Linked DNA regions of Homo sapiens: region 2 is linked to region 1. Evidence: read pairs that join two places in POLR2A ChIA-PET (ENCODE). Cell type or tissue: GM12878. All regions are shown on one strand.

What was found. Peaks named below come from ENCODE experiments on the same cell type or tissue, not always from the same donor. Only the 100,000 strongest peaks of a DNase experiment are listed, where the experiment ranks them.
Region 2: POLR2A ChIA-PET joins it to region 1 with 6 read pairs; 1 of 35 experiments calls an interaction of 5 or more read pairs at or near these places.

What each region holds. Positions count from the first base shown.
Region 1 is chr2:215,809,793-215,814,792 of GRCh38, forward strand. All of the region lies in intron 1 of LINC00607 (long intergenic non-protein coding RNA 607), which reads right to left. Among named protein-coding and RNA genes, the nearest start is that of LINC00607, 31 kb to the right of the region's middle. In GM12878, no CTCF peak of the experiment used is centred here; a DNase peak (open chromatin) is centred at 1,979; H3K4me3 peaks cover 1,419 bases; H3K27ac peaks cover 1,240 bases.
Region 2 is chr2:214,734,952-214,739,951 of GRCh38, forward strand. The region is part of intron 9 of BARD1 (BRCA1 associated RING domain 1); the gene reads right to left. Among named protein-coding and RNA genes, the nearest start is that of BARD1, 72 kb to the right of the region's middle. RefSeq lists enhancers at 2,277-2,326, 2,367-2,566. In GM12878, no CTCF peak of the experiment used is centred here; a DNase peak (open chromatin) is centred at 2,490; H3K27ac peaks cover 2,052 bases.

The sequences.
Region 1 (5,000 bases):
AGAAGGAGGTTGCAGTGACCTGAGATCATGCCACTGTACTCCAGCCTGGGTGACAGAGTGAGGGAAAAAAAAAAAAAAGAAGGGACAGGGTCAAAGCAATACTTCTATGAATATACCTTGTTTTGTATATTTGAATTTGGTACAGTGTAAATACTTTGCATAATTATAAAACAAAATTAAACATAACAAAATCAGATACTTAACAATTGAGAGCAAAATTAGTCAAGTAAATACAACTGTGTATCAGATGGATGGCAAAACCACATAGAGGAACTATTCCAAATGACTTTGAAACATTGTAAACTGACTATAAATTTCTATTGAGATATACTCTGTGGACAAAAAGAACTGCAAATAAATCTTAAAATTATCAAATCACTGCAGCTAGTGGTAGGTATTGTTATTCTGAGACTGTCGTGTGCATTGTGAGATTAAGCAAATAAGTAATTGTCTTGGTGCCATCAGAAACCAGGATTTTTGTCATGAGAGAAAGGAAATACAAACGTAAGATGCAGAAGATTGAGTTAAAAGTCCTATTCTATATTTGAATATATATAAATTCATGATGTATTTTATTTAAAAATATATATATATTTCCTACCTCTATCCTCTGAAAAGATCAACCTAAGAGCAATGAGGAGTCTTAATTCTCATATTGCTGTTTCTAGTCATCATTTCCAAATCAAAGCAATCATGCACCTGTAATCCCAGCACTTTAGGAGGCCGAGGTGGGTGGATCACCCTCCTCGAGGTCAGGAGTTCAAGACCAGCCTGACCAACATGGTGAAACCCCCATCTCTACTAAAAATACAAAAATTAGCGGGCGTGGTGGTGCGCACCTGTAATCCCAGCTACTCAGGAGGCTGAGGCAGGAGAATCTCTTGAACCTGGGAGGTGGAGGTTGCAGTGAGCCAAGATCTTGCCACTGCACTCCAACCTGAGTGACAGAGCGAGACTCTGTCTCAAAAAAAAAAAAAAAAAAAAAAGGAAAAGAAAAAAAGAAAAAGAAAAAATGGCTGATTCCAAGTCTGAGAAAGGAAAAGTAGAGGATGAGCCTAGAACATTTTGTCATACTAGACAACGAGGAGGCTCTCAGAGATTACTGAGATTGCTCAAAAGATTCAAAAGACAACTTGAATAGGTTGCCACTGGCCAAAGATAAACTAATTCGACACTTCAGAACACTCACTTCCATTCTTTGAAATCTGTGCTTCCTAGGTGGCTATCTTCAGACTTTGCATTTGAACACTTTAAACTAGATTTTGACCCTTTTGATTATTTTAGGATGACATTTTGGTGACCCAGATGGGACCCAAAGCAAGCCGCCAGTGATCCCCACCATTTCACCAACAACAGTCAGGGCACTGGTATTAGCATGAATGACTTTTGTTCACTCGACCTCACTAGAGCCAGGAGGAGTCTCTGGTGAGGTTCCTCTTCAAGTTCAAATCTCCCTGATTTTTGTTGATATTCAGACCTTATTCAAGCCACCTAATTCCACGCTCAATAGAGCTGGAATTAAAGCTCTGCTTTTCAGGTAAGGTTTTGGGTTTTGTTCTCTAGAGATTCTGCTCTTTGCAGGTTTTGTTTTGTTTATTTTGTGTTTTGTTTTGTTTTTATAGACAGAGTCTTGCTTTTTTTTATAGACAGAGTCTTGCTCTGTTGCACAGGCTGGAGTGCAGTGGTGCACTCATGGCTCACCGCAGCCTCAAACTCCTAGGCTCAAAGAATCCTCCCACCTCATCCTCAGGAGAAGCTGGGACTGTAGGTGCAGGGCCACCATGCCTGGCTAACTTACTTTCTGTAGAGACAGGGTCTCATTATGTTGCCCAGGCTCATCTCCAATACTTAGCCTCAAGTGATCCTCTCAAAGTGCTGGGATTACAGGCATGAGCTACTGTGCCTGTCCTATAGATTTAGGTTAACAGTTGTTTGTTGAACTATGCATTAGAGTTTGTGCAGCCTTTGCTCTCATTCGCACTATGGTCAGGAAAGGAAACCATTTCTCTCTCTGAAAAGAGGAAGTGAATTTTTTTGTGGTTTAAGCAAAGTTTGTAATTAAAAAAAAAAAAAACTGGCTAAACTTGGAAGCTGGGTTCATTTGACATATCTAAAGTCCCTTCTGAGTGGCCAAAGCCAGGGAAAAGCTTTTAATCAGAATGAAGATAAATCCTGAAGATAAGGGACACTATTCTTCCTGGACAAAATGTACCTTAGGCAACTAGGTTCCTGTGGGAGTGTTTGAGCTCATTGCTTGTGATGTGCAATGGTCCCATAGGCAATCCTCAAAGAAGAACACAGGGGGAATCTTGCTTAACCCAGGGGGCCCCATGAAAGGCTGCTCTCCCTGTGCCTTAAGCACCCAGGACTCATGGGTTTTGCCAAGATGTGTAAGAGGGGAGAAGCAACTCGTAGGTGACACCTTGAGGAGTAATCCTCATTGGGCAGCACACCACATCCAAAACATCTTTCACTTTCAGCTTAAAAAGAACTTAATTTATGGGCAGTTATCTATGTAAAACCACATCTTCCTTCTGAAAGGAGAGATCAACCTATGGAAACTCCAGTTGGATTCCTAGGCAATACTTATGGGGCCACCTCCTGTCAATATCTAGAGAAATAGTCTTAACCCGTGAAGACACCAAACTACAATGGCCAAAATGAGATACTTTTGAAATACCTAAATTAGTTTATTTACACACACAACTAGAAAAACAGCTCTAAAATTAAACAATAATTGGGAGAGTTACTTCCAATGGTACTTAGACCTTTTCAAGAGAGGCTCTGACAAAGTTCTTTCCCTATAGGAAGAAGACATAAAGCTCTCCAAAACCACTTCTGAATTAAAGACAACTGCTTTAATATGCAACAAATGTTAGGCTGTGGTGAGCTCAGGTAATTGAGACTCCAGAAGCAAGTAGAACCGATGTATTGAACAGGCGAACTTCTAGGGGATTAAGGATATAGATGACTGTTAAAGGTCAGCATCCCCCTAATTCTGTCCTTCACATTACAATCTCTAGGTCCAATCATCTAAACCCTGTCACTCTTCTACCTCTGGCTTCAGATGAGAGGGCACAAGATTGCAAAATCTTAACCAACCGCTTCTCTCTCCCAGACAGACCTCCAGGAGACTCCCCTTCCTAGCACTGATGTTGTTTGGTTTACAGATGGATCTAACTTAAAGGATGAATCTGGGACTTATTGTGCAGGTTATGCTATAGTATCTTTAATGGGAGAAATAGAAAGTGATTGCCTTCCAGGAGCCACATTCACTCAACAAGCAGAACTGGTAGCATTAATCAGGGCCTGTCAACTGGCAAAAGGAATAACTGCTAATATTCATGCAAGCAGCAGATCTGCTTTTGGAGTTGCTCATGATTTTGGAATGCTATGGAAACAAAGAAGGTTTTTAACCACTTCTGACCAGTCTGTAAAAATTGGACACCTTATTTCACAATTGCTAGAAGGCTTATTATTATACCAAGATCACTGCCCATTATTAAAATCCCAGATCACCCCAAATCAGATACTCCAGAAAGCAAAGGAAATCAGCTAGCTGATAAGGCAGCAAAAAGAGCTGCACTAAATGCATCTAAACAAGAAAAGTAACCTATATTAACTTTTAAAGAAGCACCTGAATTTGACAAAAAATGAGCTAAGTACAGAGCTCCAGAAGCTGAACAGGAAAATTGGAAGACGAAAAGGAGAACATACTCTCCCAAAGATGAGGTGTGGTGTGGGCCAAATAATTTACCTATGCTTCCTGCTGAATTACAGTCGTCATTTTTAACCTATAGACGTGATTCAACTCATTGGAGCCTTGATGAAATGGTTGCTTGGGGAAAACAATACTTTCAAAAACCATCTCTGATTATAGCTCACAAGGTATACAATCACTGCCATGTATCTGCTCAAAATATAATCTAGGGAAACCTTTACACAGTTCCCGAGGACATTTGCCTTTAACTGAAGGCCCCTATGAAGTACGACAATTAGATTCTATTCAGCTGCCACCACTGCAAGGATACCATTATGTTCTAGTGATTATTTGCATGTTTTCTCATTGATTAGAAGTCTATCCATGTAGAAGAGTGACTGACTGACTGCCTTAGCAGTAAGTAAAATTCTTTCAGGAAAGATTATTCTGACTTGGGGAGCTCCCTTAAAACTCCACAGTGACAGAGGTACTCATTTTACCAGACAGAAAATTCAGTCAGTATGTAAAAGTTGGCCTCTCCTCCAACACTTTCATTGTGCGTGTCATCCCCAATCATTTAGATTGGTGGAGCATACAAATTGAATAATTAAGATTCAATTGGCAAAAATAACAGAAGTTTTAAAGATTCCATGGCCAAAGTCTCTTCCATTGGTTTTTCTTAACCTAAGATCAGTCTCATTTAGAAAATGTCAGTTGTTGCTATAACTGGCAAACCTATGAATCTGTCCCCATGGAATTGTAACTCCTTAATTGTAAAGGGAGACATGTTCCCTTATTGTTATTACCTTATGAAACAATTAACTAAAAATTATAATCTAGTAAAAGATTATTAGAGACCTCTCAGGAAATGAAGAATTAAAGACTCACAGTCTTTAACCAGGGAATTTTGTTTATTGGAAATGACATATTTTAAAAGACTGTTTCTGACCGAAGTAGAAGGGCCCTTCCAAAGTGTCCCTTACTAAACCTCGTGCTGTTAAATGAGAAAAAATAGACTCCTAGATCCATGTTTCTCATCAAAAAAGGCTGTATCTCCTGAGTGGAATGTTTCCCCGGAAGATGACTCTCAGCTCAAGTTAATGCCAGGTCGAAAAGAAGATGATATCTGATGTAGACAGCTAAAACCCAAGGCTTCAGACCAGGTCTATATCTGAACAAATGCTTAATATTAACATTCGTTAATAAATAGATGATGAAGATTTTCCTTTACAAGCTCCCACTAAACTTCTTTTTATTCTTAGTTCTCATGTCTTGGTTCTGCTATCACCAGCTGTTGCCC
Region 2 (5,000 bases), 1.1 Mb before region 1:
ATAATGAAACACTGCTGTTAAAGGAAATACAGGGTTACATTTCTGTGGGCCTGTGGCTCCAGCATTTCCATCAACTGATCAATACTTAACTTTGTTTTATGTATGTTTCTGTTTATACACATTATTTATTGTATACTGTTGACTCATTAAGATTAAACTTAGGGCCAGCAGTACTACAATTAAGGCCTTAACAAAGCTTATCCTACACAGTATTTAATATTTTCCCTGAAAGGCACATCACCATCTTCTTGAGCTTAGACTCACAAAACAGCACTTCAGCACTGTATTATGAGGCCATTTTAAATAATAAAATCAGCAACAAAAACACAAAAATGCAAAAAACATGGCATCAACAGACTGTGAAAGGGCCACTTGTTTACAGCGTGAGAGCTGAAAAGAGGAGGTAAAGTATCACCTTGTTTGACCTCAGCTGGGGACACACTTGTTTGTCAACTAAAGTTCTTCACTACTCTGTACATGTCTACAAAAGCACTGTGAGTATTGATTTGGGGATTACAAGAAAAATTTTAGCAAGTAAGAAAACTCACAAACACAGAATCCACAAACAATGAGGATTTACTGTTTATTACTTCCAATTCAGGGGAGGGAACTGAAATGCTAAGAAGTCAACTTGCTTAAAGCTGAATGCAGCCATTAAGTGGCAGAATGGGAATTTGAACCTAAATCTGCTTAGTTTTCTAAAGGCTGTGTATTTCACACTGAAATATAACTTAGTGGTACACAAGATAAACCTTGGGTATTATCTTAGCATGATGTGAATATGTCAAATGCTTAAAAGCTGCTTAAATTGAGTGTTCTAAGATGTTGTTTATTATAAAAAGGTCAGAAGACTAACAACTGAATACTCCATCTCTCCAAAAGCAGAGGTTTGTCAAGACGCTGAGTCTTTCCTGAATTGGGTCATTAATGCAAATTCAAATTCAACACTCACACTCAGGACGTCTATGATTACCCATCATGTCAATCTTAATTTGTTAGTTTTATCTGTGTTTTATTTGGCTCTCAGATCTCTCTCCCCCATTTTTTTAATATGAAAGTCATATTCACCCAAGGTTGCTAAGCTGAATTTCCGAATCTTATAATTTTAAATTATCATAAATGTGCTTTGAAAATTGTTTACATATAATAAAAATTATACTCTAAAAAAGGCATAAATTTTAATAACCACTCACTGAATTAAAAACCTTTCTAATAAAGGTAATATAAATATTAATTTTATTATACATTGAAAATGAGACTCAAAATTCTTGACTGGGTCAAAATACCATACTAGAAGCACTGCCAGTGTGCTGGAATTATGTCATATATTGTTTCTATATTAAAAATCAAATAAAAAACCATCAGGAATCCAGTGAAATGGTTAACTCAAATTCACTATTTTATATGTGATTTTTTTATTTTCCTCATTACGTAAGCAGGTATTCCCCTTCCCAAATCTCCTTCCCAATGGTACTTACAGAGTATTCATAATTGTATCTTTAACTGCATATGGTGGCACAGAAAGCCAAGGACTGAACATTCTTATGATATCTACTGTATCGAATGAATGGCTAATGTCTAATTGCAGAATTAAGTAGGCTGTGCTTGTGCCAGCTGCTTCTCCATTTTATGGGTTTATTTGACTGATTATTTACAAGAAACACATTAAAATGGCATCTATTCCTCCTGAAAACATGCTGGCATTAGTCAATCAACAGAATTTAACCTTAATAGATACTACAGTCCAGTAAGTATGGCATCAAAAAAATGAGATGGCAGATACCAACAGAGCAGCATGGTACTTCCATGAGAAGGAGCCAGTGTAAGTCTTAATTCATTAAATATTCTGTTTCATGGGAGTTATGTAGTAAGTTTCTGTAAAGTAAAGCAAATCCAATGCTCTAGTTACAATGATTGAGTTAAACAAATACATTTCTCTAATATGCTTTTACTCCAAGCAACAATTTGCAGAATCCTGTGTCACCTAAGACTAACTAAGGAAGAATGAAAGTAGCTCTTTTTCTTTTCCTGAAAAGAAAGGATGTTTCCAGGTCTACAACTACATTTGAAGGGTGGCAAAGTGTTTTGTTAAAGTTGCTGTTATAGCATAGAAAATCTCTAGAATTTTTTCAAAGCTGGGAGTGACAACTACTTCAAGGATTGCGACTCAAATGCCTACAAAAGCCAGGTAGATTACATAAATGTGTGAAGAACCTGGTGTGAGGTGGTAGGAAGCTATGGAGACTGTAACAAACATCATGCCTAAATATATAAAAATTAATTATGTTAGACAAAACCAGACACTGTATTTCCTTCAGCCCTCAGAGTCCTCAGCCTGCCGATTTGAAACTTTTGATGCTTTGTCTAATCAACCTCTTTTATAGATAAGGAAACTTAAGTCCCAAGAGATTTAAGTGGCTTTCTCAGTGACATAACTGAGATGAGAACTGAAATATCCTCCATGTCACAGATCAAGTTTTTTTGTTCATCTTTATTTTTAGTTGGATCAATGTGCTTACTCAATCCGACATGCTAAGGTTGCCACTGTCTAACTTGTTATCTGAAACTGTGAGTTTCAGAATGATGACCTACTCCGGAGACAATACCACAGTTACAAATTCATATCAACTTCCTACTGAACCTTTTTTTAAGACAAATCAATTGAGTTGATTTACTGAAAAGTAAATAAGAATGAAATGCTTTAAAATAAACTTTCAGCAATTCAAATGGTGATACATTATCAATGCACTGGAAGAATCTACCAGCCAAACATTACTTAATTAACCCAAGCCTAAATAATGACTAACATTTTAAGGTTTTATTTACTGAATAAAAGTTAAGCAATCTGCAGCAAGAATTCTTAACCTATTTTCCATTTAAAACACAGTTACATTTTAAGATTTAAACTATTTTATATTTGTAATAAACAGTTAATAAAGTCCATAATTATTCCATCAGTTTAGTAGAAAGATGAACTCTTCTACTTCCTTTTGAAGAAAAAAAAAGCAAAAATACAAATATAAGACCACATTTTAGTTAGCTTTCTTGGCTAATAATTTCCTTACTAAAATTACCTTGCATGAGTAAGTTTACGTAAACATAACTTTTGCATATGCCAGAATGATACATACTTGAAAATGTGTCAAGCCACTAACCTTATAAAATGTATGCTTTATTTCATCTTTGTTACTTTTCATATGTTCCTTTATAGTTGAAGGTTTTGACTGAAGCTATCACTTCGCAGAAACAAACGGATGAACTACTTAGCTATTACAACTAGAGATTCTTTTAGCCCAGGTGTATTCCTGATCATGTTCTCCATTTCATGTAAGCTTTCCTTTTTTCCTGAGATCTTATTAATTTTTTACATATAGGTAAGCAGCCCCATTTCTAAAGTACTGATTAACCCAAAGTCATTAAGGTAGCTCTGTCTACCTTAGCAAAGCCTGGAATTTTTGCATAATAATGACGCTTATGAATTCCAGGGCTACAACACTTTTCTATAAAGAAACTTGTACTGTACAGAAGGTATTTTTTTATTCTAAATTGCTAATAACCACTCTCTCCTCCTACCTCATAAAAGCATATACATCAGTAGATGTATATTTCTGTTTTAGCTGCATGGACCACTGATGATGGTCATGGTTTTATATTAAGCTTACATTTCCTATAATAAAAAAAGATAACACAAATGCAAGGAAATTAAAAAAAGGAGGGGTGTTCCTGAATCCACAGTTATACAAAAATGATGAGAGAATACAATGAAGATGGAAGAAAACTTCAAAATGGAGATCTGTTAAATGTCCAAAGGAGGAGACGATTATTAACTCTGCATGGAAAGCCATACTTAGAATTTTCTCACTCTTCAAATCCCAGAGTAGTAAACAGATCCACATTTTAAAGAATTTTTAGGCCAGACCTGGTGGCTCGCACTTGTAATGCTAGCACTCTGGGAGGGTGAAGCAGGAAGACCGCTTGAAACAAGGAGTTCAAGAACAGCCTGGGCAACAAAGTGAGATCTCTGCCTCAACTAAAAAGAAAAAAAAAATTAGCCAGGCATGGTGGTGAGTGCCTGTAGTTCCAGCTACTCAGGAGGCTGAAGCAGGAGGATCACTTGAACCCAGGAGTTCATGGCTGCAAAGAGCTATGATTGCACCACTGCAGTCCAGCCTGTGTGACAGAGTGAGGGAGGGGAAAAAAGGGTTGTTATTATTCTGGAATTAATGGCTATTTGTAACTGAAATAGCTATGGGAATCAGAATTAACCACTTTTAGTCAATACAAAATATCCTAAAAAAAAAAAATTAAAATACAGAATCAAACATCACTATTCTATATGAAAACAAATGTTCTACTACAGTATGTCATTAGATCTAAACTAAAGATGTTTAAATTAGGGATGTGTGTCACTCAAGATAACAGTATGTAAGTAAAATAAAAATTAAAGAATTTCCTTTGATTCTATTAAAAATCAACACCCAGATTGTAAAAGCAAAACAAGTGTTTTGCAAATGATTATATTTTAGACTTTTTAGTCGAGTAAACTATAACAGCACTAAACTTTAGTAAAAAGGGACATCACAATAGGCAGCCTACAACAATGACAAAAATGAAAAAACAGTAGCATACTATCACTGCAATTTTTGGAAAACTTAAGTAAAAGAACAGAGAAATGAGTTTGAAATTTGAAACTTCCATAGCGAAAAGTGAAAGGACAATGAAATAAAGGCTGAAAATATAAAATAAAGGCTAAATGTTTCCATTTAAGATTTGAGATATCTCATTAAATACTGTCGACAGTCATTAAATTCTGGCTCCATATAAATATCATTTAGCAATTATTTATTTTTGACATTTTAGTAAAAATTCTGGCTATCAGCATATTTATATGTAGAAATATATTTCTTCACATTACAAGATGTGTAATTTGCTATTTTACTTAATGCATTGAGAAGCAGGTTAAATTCTATTGCAAAAATATATTATTATATCATAAATTT